Regions from separate parts of the Homo sapiens genome. Here regions 1 and 2 are each linked to region 3. Evidence: chromatin loops called from intact Hi-C (ENCODE). Cell type or tissue: Caco-2. All regions are shown on one strand. Each heading gives the region's core, and the rest is flanking DNA. Links, peaks and the distances in the headings are about the cores only.

Evidence for each region. A loop is a pair of places that touch in the nucleus more often than their neighbours do. Peaks named below come from ENCODE experiments on the same cell type or tissue, not always from the same donor. Only the 100,000 strongest peaks of a DNase experiment are listed, where the experiment ranks them.
Region 1: it touches region 3 in a loop (2.7-fold over the local background); 3 of 110 quality-filtered maps call a loop at or near these places.
Region 2: it touches region 3 in a loop (2.2-fold over the local background); 2 of 110 quality-filtered maps call a loop at or near these places.

What each region holds. Positions count from the first base shown.
Region 1 is chr12:89,645,649-89,651,470 of GRCh38, forward strand. The region is part of intron 2 of ATP2B1 (ATPase plasma membrane Ca2+ transporting 1); the gene reads right to left. Among named protein-coding and RNA genes, the nearest start is that of ATP2B1, 60 kb to the right of the region's middle. In Caco-2, for the core only: no CTCF peak of the experiment used is centred there; a DNase peak (open chromatin) is centred at 3,133.
Region 2 is chr12:89,771,960-89,777,781 of GRCh38, forward strand. The region is part of intron 2 of LOC107984543 (a long non-coding RNA gene); the gene reads left to right. Among named protein-coding and RNA genes, the nearest start is that of ATP2B1-AS1, 66 kb to the left of the region's middle. In Caco-2, for the core only: no CTCF peak of the experiment used is centred there; a DNase peak (open chromatin) is centred at 3,632.
Region 3 is chr12:89,540,918-89,546,739 of GRCh38, forward strand. It overlaps POC1B-AS1 (POC1B antisense RNA 1), which reads left to right. Exons shown (of 2, transcript NR_146294.1): 2 at 1-625. Among named protein-coding and RNA genes, the nearest start is that of POC1B-GALNT4, 18 kb to the left of the region's middle. RefSeq lists a silencer at 4,198-4,267. In Caco-2, for the core only: a CTCF peak has its summit at 2,195 (motif pointing right); a DNase peak (open chromatin) is centred at 2,224.

The sequences.
Region 1 (5,822 bases), core at 2,125-4,624, 110 kb after region 3:
CCAGAGATCAAAACAAGATTAGAAGATTTACTAGCCAGAAGCAAAGCCACTGTAGTAAAACCCAGTGACCCTGGAGGAAAGAAGAGAGGGTCAAAATGGAAAAAGTGGCCAAAGGTAAGAACATGGGGGCTAGGGAGAGGAGAATGGCATTCTCACCTTAAAGTGCAATGAAAACAATTAAAGCAGAGTAGTGGTAACTAACCTGCATTTTAGAAAAATCACATAAATTGCTATCTGAAGGAAATTGAAGAGAGCAAGATTGAAGGAAAAAGACCAGTTGGGAGGTTGCTGCTTATAAAGTATAGATGATGGTGCTTGTATTTGGGTTTTAGAAGTGGAGGCAGAAGGGGATAAGTGGATTTGCCAGGTATTTTGGAAGGAGATCAGACAACGTACTTAAGGACTGGATGTAGGATGAAAGGGAAAGAATGTTTTTGTTTTTGTTTTTTTTTGCGAGGGGGAGGGGTCTTCAAGCACTTAAGTGGGTGGATGGTAGTCATATTCCAAGACAGGCAATTTTGAGAATTGAAGAATTAGGAGGAAAGGGGAGGGAGGAGTTAATGGTTCTGTTTCATAGATTTAAACAAAACAAGTGTAGGTGTCTAGTAGACAGCTGGCTATCCATATTGAGAACTCAAGGAGAAGTCTGAGCCAGAGTCATCAATATACAGATGATTCTGGAGCCACAAGCCCAATGAGAGCTCTCAGAAAGTTAAAGTAGACAAGAAGGGAGCTAGGCTGAGGCTACAGCGTTGGAGCACCCAACACTGATGTTCAAATAGGGCAAGAGGAGCCCAAGGCACCTAAGAAGAAACAGCCAGTGAGGGAGGCAAGGAAGGCAGGGGAGTGGGGAACAAAACAAAACATGTTCAGGTAGTACCACAGAAGCCCAGAGACGAAAAGAGGTTTTAAAAAGGTGATGTGGCTGACCATGACAAATGATGTTAAAAGGATGAGTGACAGACCAGAGAATGGAACACTTTCTTTCACTAGATAGAGGCTGATGACCTTGTAAGGAATATTCCAGTGCAACGGTGTGGAAGAAAGTCTGATTAGAAAAGAGCTGAACGGACAGTGGGAATGAGCAAGTGGCAACAGTAAGCATAGCTAACTTTTTCCAAGAGTGTGATCCAGTGGGCAGAAATAAATCAGTGAAGATGAGTTCAAATGGGTTTTATTTGCATTTTTTTTTTTAAAAGTAGGTGACAGACATTAAGACAAGTGACTTAATGACAATGATCAAGTGGAGAAGACAACACTGATGATACAGGAGATGAAGGGTAATACCACAGGTAAGCCTTCGAAGGGGCCAGAGGCCATGCAATTCAGGGCTGCAATGTTTGTCTAATACAGATGCAGGAGGAGGCTTCTACTGTAAGGAGGGAGAAAGTAAAGTATGAGATATAGCTAAGCTGGTGGAACTGGCAAAGAAATTACTGGTCCTAGTTTTAAAAATATAAATAATGATATCAAATTACTAGGAATAACTTATAAGAAAATATAATGAGAACTCTTCTGCCTAATTGGCTCAGTTAATTGTAGTGTAGTGGCAATGAGGCCAAGGTCATGCATGGAATTGATCTTCTTATGGCCCAGTTAACTTCACAAAGAGAAAATATAACCAAAACACATCAAAAGTAGCCTCAGAATTACATGCTTTTGGGGTCTGACTCCATCATTGTTTGGAGAAATAAAAGTCTATATTTGATCTATGAGTAGATAACAGCTCAGAAGTACTGTCTTTATATTTGAAAAGAACATACAATGAAATAAAATGTCACTTATATTAAGACCTTAATATTTTACAAGAAAATGTAGCATCCCAATTGCAGGCACTAATAAAATTATGTCCCAATTTAGGAATAAAGTGGGGGGAATTTACTGGAATGTTGGATGTAGATTTAACCGACAATCACAGCTAACACACAGCACATACTACAGTCTTATCAAATTCTGTACTAGAAATTTTGTATTTGTGTATATATCATATGTATATGTGTGTCTGTATGTGTTTATATTACATGTACATGTATGTATGTCTGTGATATAGTAAGGATGTTTATCCCTTCCAAATCTCACGTTGAAATGTGATTACAAATGTTGGAGGTGGGGTCTAGTGGGGTAATTGGATCATGGGGGCGAATCCTTCATGAATGGTTCAGCATCATCCCCTTGGTAATAAGAGAGTTCTTGCTCAGTAGTTCATGCCAGATCTGGTTAAGAGTCTGGGAACTCCTCCTTCTCTCACTCTCACTCTCATCATGTAACGTGCCTGCTCCTGCTTCACCTTCTGCCATGAGTAAAAGCACTCTGAGACATCCCTAGAAGCCAGGCAGATGCCAGTGCCATGCTACCTGTATAGCCCGCAGAATTGTGAGCCCATTAAATCTCTTTTCTTTATAAATTACCCAGTCTCAAGTATTTCTTTATAACAACACAAAAATGAACACACACAGAAAATTGGTACTGAGGTGTGGGGCACTGCTATAAAGATACCTTAAAAAGTGGAAGCGGCTTTGTAGCTGGGTAACAGGCAGAGGCTGGAAGAGTTTGGAGGGCTTAGAAGAAGACAGGGAAATGAGGGAAAGTCTGGAAACTTCTTAAAGACTGGTTAAACGGTTCTGACCAAAATGCTGATAGAGATATAAACACTGAAGTCCAAGCTGACAAGTTCTCAGATGGAAATGAGAAACTTACTGGGAACTGGAACAAGGGTCACCCTTGTTAGGCCTTAGCAAAGAACTTGGCTGTATTGTGTCCATGCCTGAGGGATCTGTGGAAGTTTGAACTTAAGAGTAATGACCTAGGGTATCTAGCACAAGACGGTTCTCAGCAGCAAAACATTCAAGAACAGGCATGGCTGATTCAACAGCCTACTATTAGCAGGAGCAAAGGAATGACCTGAAGTTGGAACTTATAATTAAAAGCAAAGCAGAGGGTAAAGTCTGGAAAATGTGCAGCCTGGACCTGTGGTAGAGAAGGAAAACAAGTGGGCTGTGGTGCAATCACTTTCTAGAGAGATTAGCATGACTAAAAGAGAGCTGAGTGCTAATAGATAAGGCAATGAGAAAAAGGCCTCGAAGGCATTTCAGAGATCTTTGGGATAGCCCCTCCCATCACAGGCCCAGCAGCCTAGGCGGAAAGAATGCTTTCAAGGGCTAGGCCCAGGGTGCAGCTGTCCTGCTCAGCTTCAGGAGACTGCTCCCTGCATCCTGGCTGCTCTGGCTCCAGCCTCTGCTCAAAGGGGCCCAGGAACAGCTTGGGCCACAGCTCTGGAGGGTGCAAGCCGTAAGCCTTGGTAGTTCCTATGTGGTATTAAATTTGCAGATACTCAGAATTCAAGTGTGGAGGAGGCTTGGCAGTTTTCCCCTAGATTTCAAAGGAAATATCAGAAAGGCTTGGTGCCACAAGAGAAGCCCGCCTAGGGGCAGAGCCCCCATAGTGAAACTCCACTAGGGCAGTGCCAAGGGGAATTGTAGGGTTGGAGCACCCACAAAGTCCCCCCACTAGGGCACTGCTTAGTGGAGCTGTGGGAAGGGGGCCATTGTTTTCTAGATCCTAGAACAGTAGAGCCACTGGCAGTTTGCATCCTAAGCCTAGAAAGCCTCAATCACTCAACTACAACCTAAGAGTAGCCACAGGGGCTGCACCTACCTTATAAAGCCACAGAGGCGGAGCTGCCCAAGGTCTTGGGACATCGCCCTTTGTATCAGTGTGCCCTAGATGCAGAATATGCAGTCAAAGAAGATTGTTTTGGAACTCTAATGACTGTCCTGTTGGGTTTCAGACTTGTGTGGTCTACCACTCCTTTCTTTTGGCTGATTTTTCCCTTTTGAAATGGGAAGGTAAAACCAATGCCTGTACCACAACTGCATCTTGGAGTAAATAGCTTGTTTTTGATCTCACAGGCTCATAAATGGAAGGAACTCATCTCCAGATGAGATTTTGGACTTTGAACTTTTGAATTAATACTGGTATTAGTTAAAACTTTGGGACACTGTTGAGAAAGCATGATTGTATTTTGAAATGTGAGAAAGACACGAGATTTGGTGGGGGCAGGGGTGGAATAATATGGTTTGGATGTCTGTTCCCTCCAAATTTCATGCTGAAATGTGATTCCAAATGTTGGAGGTGGGGTCTAGTGGGAGGTGATTAGATCATGGGGGAAGATTTCTCATGGACAGTTTAGCACCATCCCCTTGGTGATAAGTGAGTTCTTGCTCAGTTAGTTCACATGAGATCTGGCTGTTTAAAAGAGTCTGGGACCTCCCCCTTGTTTCTCTTGCTCCCTCTCTCACCATATGATGTGCCTGCTTCCACTTTACCTTCTGCCATGAGTAAAATCTCCCTGAGGACTCACCAGAAGCCAAGCAGATGCTGATGCCATGCTTCCTGTACAGCCTTGCAGAACCATGAGGCCAATTAAACCTCTTTTCTTTATAAATTACCCTGCCTCAGGTATTTCTTTATAGCAGTGCGCAAACGGAGTAACACAGTCTGTATCATGGTGGACCTATAGCAGCAGCCAAACTGACTTTTCTAAGTGAGGGACACCGGAAAATGTGCAGACCAAGAAAGTACATAAAAATTTATGTTTATGTTTATTCTTCTTGGGAAACAATCTAATATTCTCATGATTTTCTCAATTTCAAAAGAGGAGGCAATCCCGTCCCTAACTGCAAATTTAAGAGACACTGTTCTAAAGTCAAACTTACACATTCTTTCCCAAATGCCTACTACGTCACTGTGCACTAGACATACAAAGGGAAATGACTCAGGATGCCTTTCCCTACCACTTGCCCTCAAAGAGCTCATAGTTTGGTGGGGGAGACTGACAAGCAACCAGTTAAACACTGTGGGTTTTGTGTGTTTTGGGCTTTCAAACCTAAAGCTCAGGAGAAACTCCTGGACCTAATTTCAGCAACCACCACTTAAAAGCTTAGTGTCTCATTTGCTTTCTTGCCCTTTACAAGTCCATGAAGCCATGCCTCTTACAGAATACCACTTGGCACCTGCCTTTAATTTTTATGAATTCATTTATAAAAATGAATTCCTTTTTTAATGTAGAACTCTGAATAACAAACATGATCCTAGGGCTGGAGGCCTGTATACCAGAAACCCTACCATCCAGTATAAAATATAACATAGGACCACAATGAGATGAAAGATATACCAAAAGCTAGTGTAAAAATATAAGGATCAAGGAATGTGATTCAGAATATGAATAAGAAAGTCAATGCAGGAAAACAACAAAGATACAGAAGAAAAAAAAACTGTGAAGGTAATTTTATGCAGTTAGGATGTTATAAGCAGGTTATTTTGGTATAAAAGTGCATTCTTGGATTCTGAGGACTGTAAGACAGATGCTTTCTCTAACGGAGCCAAAAATATGAAGTTACAAGCCTCAATTCCAGTTCACTTTGAAATTTACAGTTCCAATTTCTTTAGGAGTTAGGATGGTTAATCAGAACCACTGGGAAGTTTTTAATATGAAAATTATATCTGGTCAAAACACTTCCTATTGACCAGTATGCATATGATATTCTTCAAAACATATTGTTAGAAAACAAGTGATAAATGGGCAAGACAAACAGGAATCACATAAATACAATTTCTTGAATAGGGCACTCTTTTTGTTCTTGAGACAGGGTCTCACTCTTTTGTGGGATCACACATGGATCACTGCCAGCCTTGACTCAGGCGATCCTCCCACACTCAAGCGATCCTCCCACACTCAAGCGATCCTCCCACCTCAGCCTCCTGAGTAGCTGGAACCACAGGCATGTGCCACCACTCCTGGCTCATTTTTTTCTTTTTTAATG
Region 2 (5,822 bases), core at 2,125-4,624, 230 kb after region 3:
TCCCAGATTTCTGTCTGTATAAATTAACAAAACTCAAGTCATTCTTTTAGAGTGTAGTATACCTCATTATGGGTAACACTTTCAGCCTCACCTTTAGGGTCCTGCTGGGCCTTGAGTCTAGTTATAGGTCTAAAAGCAAAGGGAGTTGTAGGGTGGGTCCTAAGGAGAACCAGCAGTTGTCTTGTATGACTATTGCCTCAGGGGAGGCAATTATAATTTCCCTAGGCAATATAGACCTCTTTACCCCACTTCAGATTGGGGTGGAGAGGCCTCTTCTACTGACAAAGAAGACTCTTCAGAATTTAGAGGCTCAATGTCCCCAGCTTCATCAGGGTCTTCCCACATGTACCCATTCCAACATACAGGGTACCATGTTTTTTTCCCAGTCAATGCCCTCATTTTAACAGTAGACACCCTGCAAGGCTGGAAGTTTAACTTGTGTTGTAATTCAGCTAGTTTCAAGTTGAGATTCTGTGTTGGATTTTCAAAAGTCTCAACCCTACAATTACTGAAATAGGAGACTCCTTCAGGGTTCACAGAAGTTTTCAGAGTATTTATGCAGTACTTGAGCTGGCAATCCAAATCCTTGGGTTCATCCTTTTCTTTCACCACTTTGTCTAGTGATGTTAGGAGCAATCAGCCAACCTCATATTTGTTAGTTTTCCAAAAATATTTGAAAGTATCATAAGTACAGTTCCCTATTCTTTGCTTCTTATAAGTGGTTGATTAGGAGGATCCATTGGAGATATCTTGTATATATCCATTGCCAGATCACACCATGGGCTATCAGTGCTCTATTTTATTGCTAGAAACAGAGTCCTTAGCATTTTCAAACCTAATCCGATTAGAGAACCAATTCCAGAAACCCCAGAAGCAATTCAGAAAACTCATCCTTAAAATTCTATTCCTTTAGAAACACTCTTGTTACCAAAATATTATATATATTATATATTCTATTAGTTCTGTTACCCTGGAGAACTCAGGCATATAGAAAGATAAGATAGATAGGTAGATAGATAGATAGATAGATAGATAGAGCAAAGAATAGGTAACTGTATGTATGATACTTTCAAATATTTTCGAAAACTAACAAAGATAATGAGATTGGCTGTTTGCTACTGATGTCACTGGACAAAGTGGTGAAAGAAAAGGATGAGCTCAAGGATTTGGACTCCCAGATCAAGCACTGCATAAATAATCTGAAAACTTATGTGCACCCTGAAGGAGACTCTTATCTCCAGTACAGTAGATACAGATTTACATATATACTTAAATCTATTCTATCTCTGTCACTCTCTATCTATTTATCTAGATTTATTATAAGTAATTTGCTCGTATAGTTATAGTGGCTAACAAGTCCTAGGATCTATAGTGAGCAAGCTGGAGACTCGGGAGAGCTGGTGATGTAAGTTTTAGTCTGTGCCTAAGCCCAGGGGCAGGAGAATATGATGTCTTAGCTTGAAGACGGTAGGACGGAGAGAGCAATTCTCCCTCGCTTTGCCTGTTTGTTCTACTTAGGACTTTAGCAGACTGGATGAGCCCCATCTACATATGGGATAGCAATCTGCTTTACTCAATCTGATTAAAATGCTAATCCCATCCAGAAAGCCTTCACAGACATGCCCAGAATAAAGTTTAATGAAATATCTGGGCAACACGTGATCCAATCAAGTTGACATATAAAATTAACCATCACCCTTACTATGTGCCAGCCACATGGACATATAGTAGTAAACATGACAAACACCATTGTTGCCCTCAGGGTGCTTACAGTCTAGTGGAGGTGACAAAGATAAACAAAGTTTCATGATAAGTTGTATAAAGAAAAATAAAGCAGAGTTAATGGGTAGAGAGAGACAGGCTAGGGTAGATGGGGCTCCATTAGACAAGATAGTCCTGGGAAGTCCTCTTTAAAAAGGTGACACATTGGCCAGGCACAGTGGCTCACGCCTGTAATCCCAGCACTTTGGGAGGCCGAGGCCGGCTGATCACGAGGTCAGGAGATTGAGACCATGCTGACTAACATGGTGAAACCCCATCTCTACTAAAAATACAAAAAATTAGCCAGGCGTGGTGGCGGGCACCTCTAGTCCCAGCTACTCCGGAGGCTGAGGCAGGAGAATGGCGTGAACCTGGGAGGTGTAGCCTGCAGTGAGCCGAGATCACGCCACTGCACTCCAGCCTGGGCGACAGAGCAAGACTCCGTCTCAAAAAAAAAATGAAAAAATGAAAAAAGGTGACACGTTAGCAAAGACTTGAATAAGTCAAGGTAGCAAGCCATGTGAATATCTGAGGGGAAACCAGTCTAAGCAAAAGGAAGAACAATAGCTAAGGCTCTGGGAAGAGAATGATTTCTTCTGACATCAGTGGTCATAAAAGTAAAGTAGGATTAGTTGGCATGTTTTGGAGTTTTTCTCCAGTTATGTTCAATTGACAGTGTTTGGGCATGGAATAGGTAGAGAGTTGAGTTTAGTCAGGGCTTTGATCAAATGAGGAGTAGCATGAGGGAGTTGAGGGTATTTGTAAGTGGGTAATTGGTGTAAGGAGGGAAGTGAGGTGATGCAAGTAAGGAGACAATGAAGAAGTGCTAGGGATTGTTAATTGCTAGGAGATCTCAACAGGAATGAAGAAGTTTTAGAGGGAGGGTTCCTAAGGCAAGTGTACAGGAATGGTAGGAGGTGGTATTTCAGGAAACAATGCTTGAAAAACTTAAACTTGAGATTTCAGAGGTGTACGCAGTTATTGTAATGACAAGGATAGAATGGTAGGAGTGGGAGCTTGGAATAATTAAGGAAATGGTTGTTGGAAATGGAAAGCCTAGAGGCCCAGGCAATTAGACAGATATCTACTGGTCTGTTGAAATTATTAAGAATGATGACAAGGGTGGTAACAGAGAGAGTCAGTGAGCCTTGTGCTAAATATTCCACATAGTTCTCACTTTTCCCTGAATGTGTTATGGTTTGCTTGTTTATGAGATTTGCATATTTCTGTTTGTAATATTCTTTCCATTCATTCTTCCAGTTTAGATGCCACTTTCTCTGTAAGGCCTACACTGACTTTCCTCATATATATTTATTTTCCTTTGTAATTATTTTTTAATGACTCTAGTTTTTCATGACACCAAATTGTAGAGGAAATTTTTGTTCAAAAATCTGCCTCTTCACATAGACGGTAATGTCTCAGAATGCAGAGATTATATCTTATGCATCTTTGCATCCATTCAATAAACAGTTGTCAAGCAAATGCTTTTCTATTAGAATATTAGCAAATTAAGGGTGTGGTTGTGTCCCAGAACATAGCACAGTGTCTAGTAATCGTTTTCTAAAGGAAAAAAAAAAGCCAAGATTCATTGACAGTAATTACTCTTAAATGTCCACAGTAGTCAAATACTAGGTAGCATGCACAACCCAGTTAACATTTGATTACGATAAAACTTGGACCATATCTGAGCTTTTCTATCTATAAATGTTTAAACCATACCAGCTGACTAATATAAGACAAATGGAAAGTTGAACCGAAGTGAACATTTATGGTTAAACTTTAGGAGAGGGTTGAAGACATTTGGATTCAAAGGCTGGGTCAGTTTGCATTGGAAATATGCTTGGAATTTATTGCAGCTGCTGAAAGTGGGATAGCCTGGAGGTGTACAGATTGTGGAATGACAGCTGTTTTGTGGAGCAATAAAATTGAGGTAGCTCTTCTTAGTGTCAAGTTCTCCTTATCAAGAACGCTGAATTTTTTTTTAAGTCTGTATGGCAATATTCTAACTAACTCTCCTCAGGGAAATCTCATCAAAGAACTATTTATGGATTCCTTACATCTGAATTCTCAGTCTTGCTTGTGCATTACAATTATTTGCAGTCTTTTTTCAGACAAATAAGCCCAGGCTGCACCTTCAGAGGTTCTGATTCAGCAAGTGTTTTTGTAAAGCGTTACAAGTGATTCTGATGCCTGGTCAAGAAGGAGGACCACTGAAATAGAGTCACATTCCAGTGAAGAACTGTATTGTGAATTATTTATTCTCCAAAATCCAAATTGACTGAAATCTTTAGTGCTTATGAAATTATTAGAGAACTGCACATTAAAAAGGAGTCAAGCTCTTTTTTGAGAAGGTCCACATTATGTTATGATTCATCCATTAGAAAGAAGCACTTTGTTTTCTGTAGTGCTGTACGAGCTAAACATTCATTTATGTGGACGATTCCCTGAGTTTCAGTTGTTGAACTTCAGACTAAGCTGTGAGATAATGATGGTTGTACCCTGAGGTAAGCACTAAGAAACGACCTGTTTACTGAAGTAGAGAGGGAAAACACAGCATTTGGCACTCCTAGAAGAAAACATGATCAAACCCAATTTCTAAATATATGGAAACTATTAAATTTCCAGATTTAAAACATTTTATCATTTATTTTAATTTTTGAACCTCAGGAAATACTCCTAATGGTATAGCAGAATACGATATAATTTTTGGATTCTGTGTTAACACATAATAGATTAAAAACAATCTTATGTCACTCTGAGTACCTCTTGCCTTTATATCTTTTTAGCATTTATTTATCTAGCTTATACTTTATTATTTTACCTTAAAATTATTTTTATTTTCTCTGTATATTTACTCTTTAAAGATAGTGGTATCCTTTCCTATCTTGTTCCTTTTCCTTCTTTTATTTCTTGTAAGGACATTCTATAGTAGGTCCTTTTCTTTTTCTACCTGCATATTTTGAGAAGAATCAGGCCCTTTTACAAACATTAAATTTGTACCAGAAGAACTAGATTTGAATCCATATGCTGCCATCCACGTGTGACCTTACTCAGTTTCTTTGAGGCTCAATTTTCACAATGTTAAAACTCCTTTCGATGGTGATTATAATAAGGGCTCCCCAGAAATGTAGGATGATAAGTGCAGAGGCCCCATATCCATAAGGCCTGAGCATATTAATTCTTGAAGTCAATGATCAGATGAGGAGGAGTAGGGCAAGGGAGTTGAGGGTATATTTAAACAAGTAATTTTTGTAAGGAGAGAAGTGTAGTGATATAGGTAAGGAGACAATACGAAAGTGATAGCGACTGTCAGTTGCTTGGAGATCCCAACAGGAATAAAGAAGTTTTAGACTGAGGGTTTCTAAGACAAGTGTAAGAGAAAGGCAGGAGATGGAGTCCCATCTTTCCTTTGTAAGGAATCCTTGGGAATACAGTTCTTTCCAGGGTGCCTGGATCCTTGGTCTTGTTTCTACAGTGTCCAAACAATTGCAATTTTCAAATTTTAAAACTCTGGACATATGCCCTAGGATTGTATTTTAAAGATACAGTGGGAAGTAAGACATTTTATGAAGGATTCAAATGAATCATTTATAAATCATTCTTTTGTCTCCAACTGAAAGAAACTATCCTGAATTAGGACATAGCCTGCTTTCAGTAAAGCATTTTACAATTATTATCAAAGTCACTTTACAAATATTTTATCAAAGGTATTTTACAAAGCCATTTTACAAATATTATTAATTGCACCCCTGTTGACTCTCAAATACATGCTCAACAGTCAGACAGATTAGCTTTCTTAGTCAATAACACCATCAACATACAGGTCGCTCTAATCTCCAGGATCACCTTTGTCTTTTGCATTGAACACATATCAGTCTTTGGTTTCTTTCTTAATGTCCTAGTGCCATCCCTAATACAGGGCTTCACCTTGCTTATCTCATTTGCATGGCCTCTACCCTTCTAGTCCCTCTCTATGGGGTTGGATTATCTTTTCCTTTACTCCAACGCTGGGTGGTTTCTGAATGCTTGCTGCATCTAGGTCAAATTTCTTGCCTGACATA
Region 3 (5,822 bases), core at 1,236-3,735:
ACAAAGATGCATGAGTGTATCTCCAGGACTGGATGTGAGCTGCATGGGAGAAAAAGAGTGCAGGCCTGCAGCCCGGGAAAACCCAAAAGGATGCCATAAACCCAACAGGAAGATGGGTTGTCAGGGCCCCAGGAGCTGAGAAAGGAATAAAAATGACAGAGAGAGAAAAGTACATTGTCCACATCATAAATAACACAGCTGAATGTGCCCAATGAGGTCCTCAGAGAACCCACAGAAGTGCCCATGGGAACAGTTCTCTCTGGGACTCAAACCCAGGGAGAGGTGCTTTTAAACATGCAAAGAGAGGGAACCATCATCATATTACATTGCAGTGTCCACATGAATAAGACCCTAACTTACCTCATATTTCTCCTCCTTCCTCTGCTTTAATCCAGGAGGAGCCAGAGACCTCTCAGTAAGTGAAGAAGAGGGGAAATAGGTAAAAAGCCACTATTCCCCATGTTAGATGAGGAAATAGGAACATTCTCCTCCTCTACCCAACACCCACTGTAGCTTTTAGTGGCTGGAGTCAGGAGAGAAAAGTTTTCATGTTAAATGAATTTCAGAGGTTTGACTATGACATAGAAATGGATATTTTAATTACTGAAATAAAACTGTTTTGTAATTAGAGGTGACTGGAAGACATTTTATCCTCAGCAGAAGAATAGATAAGGATAGGACCTTCCCTCCCCCTTGGACCCCACCAAGGTTTTATCCAGAGGCAGAGGAAGAAGTAACCCTTTATGTGAGTTTGAATGGGCAGAAGAAGAAAAGGATGAAGTTGTCTTCTAATTGCACTCTATGAATGTTGCTTTTTTGTTAACATAAATGTCACATATATTTTTAGCTGGTGTAACAAAAAAAAAAACATCTCAAGCCGGCTTGCATAATAACAGCTTTGGGCACAGTCTGATCAAGGCCCCGGTTCTGTTTGCTAGTGATCCTCCTGATTCTGCCCTCTCTCCATGCTAGTTTCTTCCTCAGATTGACATTCCTCTTGGTCACCAGATGCCTACAATCAGCGGGTGCAACTCTCTGCTCCCTGCTCACTTCTGAAGGGGAGAGCATGGATACCAACCACAGAACAAAGCCCTGCAGTCTCCCGCTGAGTAGAACACCCACGAAGAAGTGTTGGCCATTTCCCTATTGCCAGGGAAATATCATGTATTGGTTGGATTAGGCCTGTATTAATCCAGTTAATGGAACATAGTTAAACTATCCCAGACCCTCCATAGACACTAGAGAAAAGGTGAATCCAACCCAAATGTAAGACTGCTACTCAATAGGACAGAAAAGGCATGGATGTCAGTGAAATGGGAAAAAAAATGTGTGCCAAAGGAGATCAGGAAGGACTGAATAGAAGACATGGCCTTTGAATTGAAGCCTTTAATGAGGAAAGGGGATTGACATTGTATGAGGGCCAGGGTGGAGAGCGGGTTGTGAAGAGGATAGGGAAAATGCAAGGACACTGCGGATATAAGAATTAATGGGAGAATCATGGGCCACAAAGCAGCAGGATTATATTACAGAGATTGTAAGTAGTGTTTATTGAAGCACAGGGTACTGGGGAGGTGGAGGAAAGATGAAACTGTTAAGGAATTTAGACACAGCATGTAGTGGTTGGCAGGAAACAGATGACACTCTCAAACAGGGTAGTTGAGGAGAGCTAATAAAGGGACCATTTACCAAGGTGTAGTTAGGATTAAGAGAAAGCAAACTGGGATGGTGCTGTGCTATGGGCTAGCAACAGCAGGAAGTCATTTCTGTCCCTAGGTCTGAAGAGGGAAGCAGGGGAGCCAACACCAAGGAACCAGAGATCTTAGAGTCTGAAAGTCTGCATGATAGAAGCCATGGCCTTTAGTAGAGGGATCTTGCCTACTCTTAGCAGCCTGGCTTGGAGGGGCCTGGGGAAATAATACCCCAACCTCTCTCCTCTTCTTCAATATTGATGACTTCCATTGGTTAATATCAAACTGGAAGTTGGAGAGAAAGGGAGTCTATCTATACAAGTCAGCACCCTGTAGCCCAGAAGAGAGTAAAAAGGGGGTAAAAAGCAATTTCCGAGGGACAAACAGAAAACACCCAGCACAGAAGGAGGAACAAACATTTGGAGGAACAAACAGAAAATATCAGAAAACATTTTAATCCTGGGTCCTGGGACGTCATGGAAGGTTTTGAAGTTAGGAGCACCGCCATCCTCTAGGGGGAGCTCAAGCATTTCTCTCCACTCATCCCAAAGGCGGTGCATCAAAAGATCAGGGTGAAACTGACTTCAAGGAAAGAGCCCTCGGCTAGAGGAAGAAGCCTGGAGAAGTAAAGGGATTGCTCCTGGAATTGGAAATCTACCCTTTGCACTTCTATTTACTGCATTTGGATTGATTTGCAAGAATAACCATTAAAATAATCAAAGCTAAAAGTAAGTATGTACTGTGTGCCAAGTTCTTGACTCATTTGGCACAACTCTTCGGAGGTAAGCACCATTGAAATTCTCACCTTCTAGATTAAGAGGCTGATAGAACCTGGATTTGAGCCCATTGACAAAGGACCACTCTCTGCTCTGTTCTGTTCTCATGCTGCTGGTTTAGTCAGCTGAGTCAAAGGTTGCCTTTGCTTAGAAGGCCTAACAAAACCAGAGCAGGGTCCATGGAAAAGGAGACATGAAAAGGGACATATTTCCTGGTAAGATTTGTATTCATTTAACAATTTTAAGCACATATTTAATAACCAGGCACTCACTACCTGACAAGCTCTGAGCCAGGTGCAGGGTATCCGAGGGAACTAGGAGAGAGGCACTAAGTGCTGTACTAAGAACCTGAATGAGTGCATTTGAGTCCTGGGTCTGCTACATGTGTGACCTAGGAAAAGTCACTTAAATCATTTAACTGTCTCCTCATCTTTAACATATAGATGGTTAAAAAGTACACAGCACTTGGAATAATAAACGGGCAGATTGTTAATGTTGAAGGTGTGAGCTGCTGTTCTTACAACACAATGTCAGCCCTTGAAGCTCTTACAGTAGATGGAAAGATGGAGATGAGTAGGATCTAATTATTGGCCAAGTGCAAAGGAGCTAAAAAGGCCACCCACGCTGCTACTTACTTCAGCAATACCCAAGGAAACAAGGGCAAAAAAAGAGCTCTAGAGGCTCTTCTTGGTCTAGCCCTGCTTTTGAGTTTGGGGCCAAAGCTCTAATTCACTCTAATTCAGGGGTGTTAGCAAGGTTCTTGTCTGGCATTCTAGCTCTGAACAGTTGATACCAGCTTCCTGAACCATGTGTTAAGAGAGATCTCAGACTGCATGTAGAGAACGTATGCCTTGAGAGATAAGTGATGTCTGCCATTGATTGAGGGTGGAGAGGAGGAGCCAAGTGGTTCTAGAACAGTGTCCTTTTGCCTAGAATGTCCCTACAGCAGGAGCAGCTGGGCAAGACTCAGAAGTCCTGATTATAATCACAGATTAAGGTGACCAACTATCCCAGTTTGCCTAGGACTGTTCCAGTTTTAGAACTGAAATTCCTGCAACCCAGAAAACCTCTCAATCTTGGGCACATCCCAATCAGCTTTGCAGGCTTTCTCTATCTGACAATACCAAAAAAAAACAACAACTATGAGCTCTGACTAGAAGAGATTACTCTTTTTGTCTTGGCCAATTTCAGCCTGTGAAAATGCATCTTATTCTGGCCTGTATGTGCCAGCCATATGCCCTCAAATGTTCCCCCACTTCACAATAGCTGACCTCCATACCTCTCTCCTTTCTCAGCTATTTTTCCTGCTGTATCCACTGACGCCTTAGTAGGAAACAGATGGCACCATCAAAGGGTTTAGCTGAAGAGAATTTCATACAGGGATTATTTACAGAGGCGTGGGCAGGGTTAATGGAACCAACAAGAGCTGGGGAGACAGTCAGGGATTAGCTCTTACCACAGGAGGTCTGCAGGGACAAAGGGAGGGGATGCTGTTACCAGCCTGGTAAGAGCTGAAACTGTGCAGGAGAGGTCACTGGGCCTGGGAGCTGGAGCCTCTGTCTCATCTGCGGTGTGGCAGAGAGGAAAGAGGAGGAGGGCATAAAAATCCCTGGCCCGGCTCTCCTCCTGCCCTCTGGCCTCTTGCCAGTAGTTTCTTGCCAGAGTGCAAGGAAAAGCAAATGAAACAACAGGTCTAGTAGAGGGCAGCCTCCCAGGCCGCAGAGCGTGACAGGAAAAGGCAGAGAACAGATCTAAGAATAACCATCCCAGGCCACCCTATTGTCACTCAGCTTCCATTCTAACACTTTACTTAGCCAAAGAAACTCAGGTCCTCAACACAGGGAAAACATAGTCTCATCAGCTACTGTATCACTGAGTGATGATGTATTTCAGTCATATTACTTCCTGGACCCTAAACTGTAACTTTAGTCACCACCAGGATGCAAGGCAGCAAAGAAAGGTAAAAAAATAAATAACTATCATACTACAGCTCCACATCTAAGCATTTCTAATCTAATAATCCTGACTTCCTCCTCCCAGCACTCGTTCCATAATTCTTTACCCTCACCTAGCATCTTGACAGTTAAGGTGTCTTACTTGATGGGGTGAGCCAAACCTTCCTTGCCACAGGATCCGGGTGGTTCCATCTTTGTTGAGTTGCTGCCGTTTCTCATTGGCCATTACTACTGGACATGGGAGTGCAATGAATCCCATGGGCTCTAGATACAGTGTTGTTTCCATGTGATAGCAAAAATCCCAATTTCTCCTTGATAATCAAAATTAATCATACCAGTCCATACAAACAGCCAATGCTCTGCCTTTGATCAGTGTTGTGAACAACCTGAAATGTTGAAGGGGCATTCTCAGTGTTTCCTAGTAGAAATATATCTCCCCCTTGGGCACAAGAACCTCACGCCCATTAGATGCAATGTTTTAGGGACAAGAAGACAGTATTATTGAAGTGGGTTATTACTCATCCTGAGTTCCCAGAGCCATGTATTCAACACCATGTATCAACCACTGATCTGACCACTTATAGGACAGCACCCCAACTTCACAAGATGTTGTCTCCCAGCAGGCTCCATAAATGAGCCTTCGATAGGACATTTCATCATTCCATCAATCTAGCTGCTTCCAGGTAAGAACAATGAATTCTACGATGTGAGCGTAATACCACAGCTGTTTCACTGTAAATGAGTTCCTTGATCAGTGACAATGCTGTGTGTGACACCATGGGGATGAATAAGGCAGCCTATCAACCACATATGGTAGTGCTGGCGGAAGCAACATGCACAGGAAAGGGAAGTTACTCTCCAGTATATGTAATTATTCCCATGAAGACAAATTCCTGCCCCTTCCATAATGTAGTGGTCTGATATTATCAACCTGGGTGGCTGATACTTCCAAGAAATAGTGCCAAATAAGGGTTCAGTGTTGCCTTCCGTTTTAGAAATCTGGGCACTCAGCAGTGACAGTGGCAGATCAGCTGTGATGTGAGGAAGTCCATGTTTATTTATTTCATTGCCTCTGTTCCTATTCCCATGGCCACTTTGTACATGAGACATTTACCCAAGCACAAACATGGCCAGTGTCTTAGCATGCTCAACTGCTTTAACAAAACGCCGTAAACTGGGTTGTTTATAAACAGCAGAAATTTATTTCTCACAATTTTGGAGGCTGGGAAGTTCAAGATCAAGGTTCTAGCAGACTCTGCGTCTGGTGAGAGCCTATTTCCTGGTTCACAGAGGGCCACCTTCTGTGTCTTCATATGGTGGAAAGGGCTATGCAGCTCTCTGGGATTTCTTTTATAAGGGCACTAATCCCATTCATAAGGGCACTTAACTTCCCTGGGGACTTA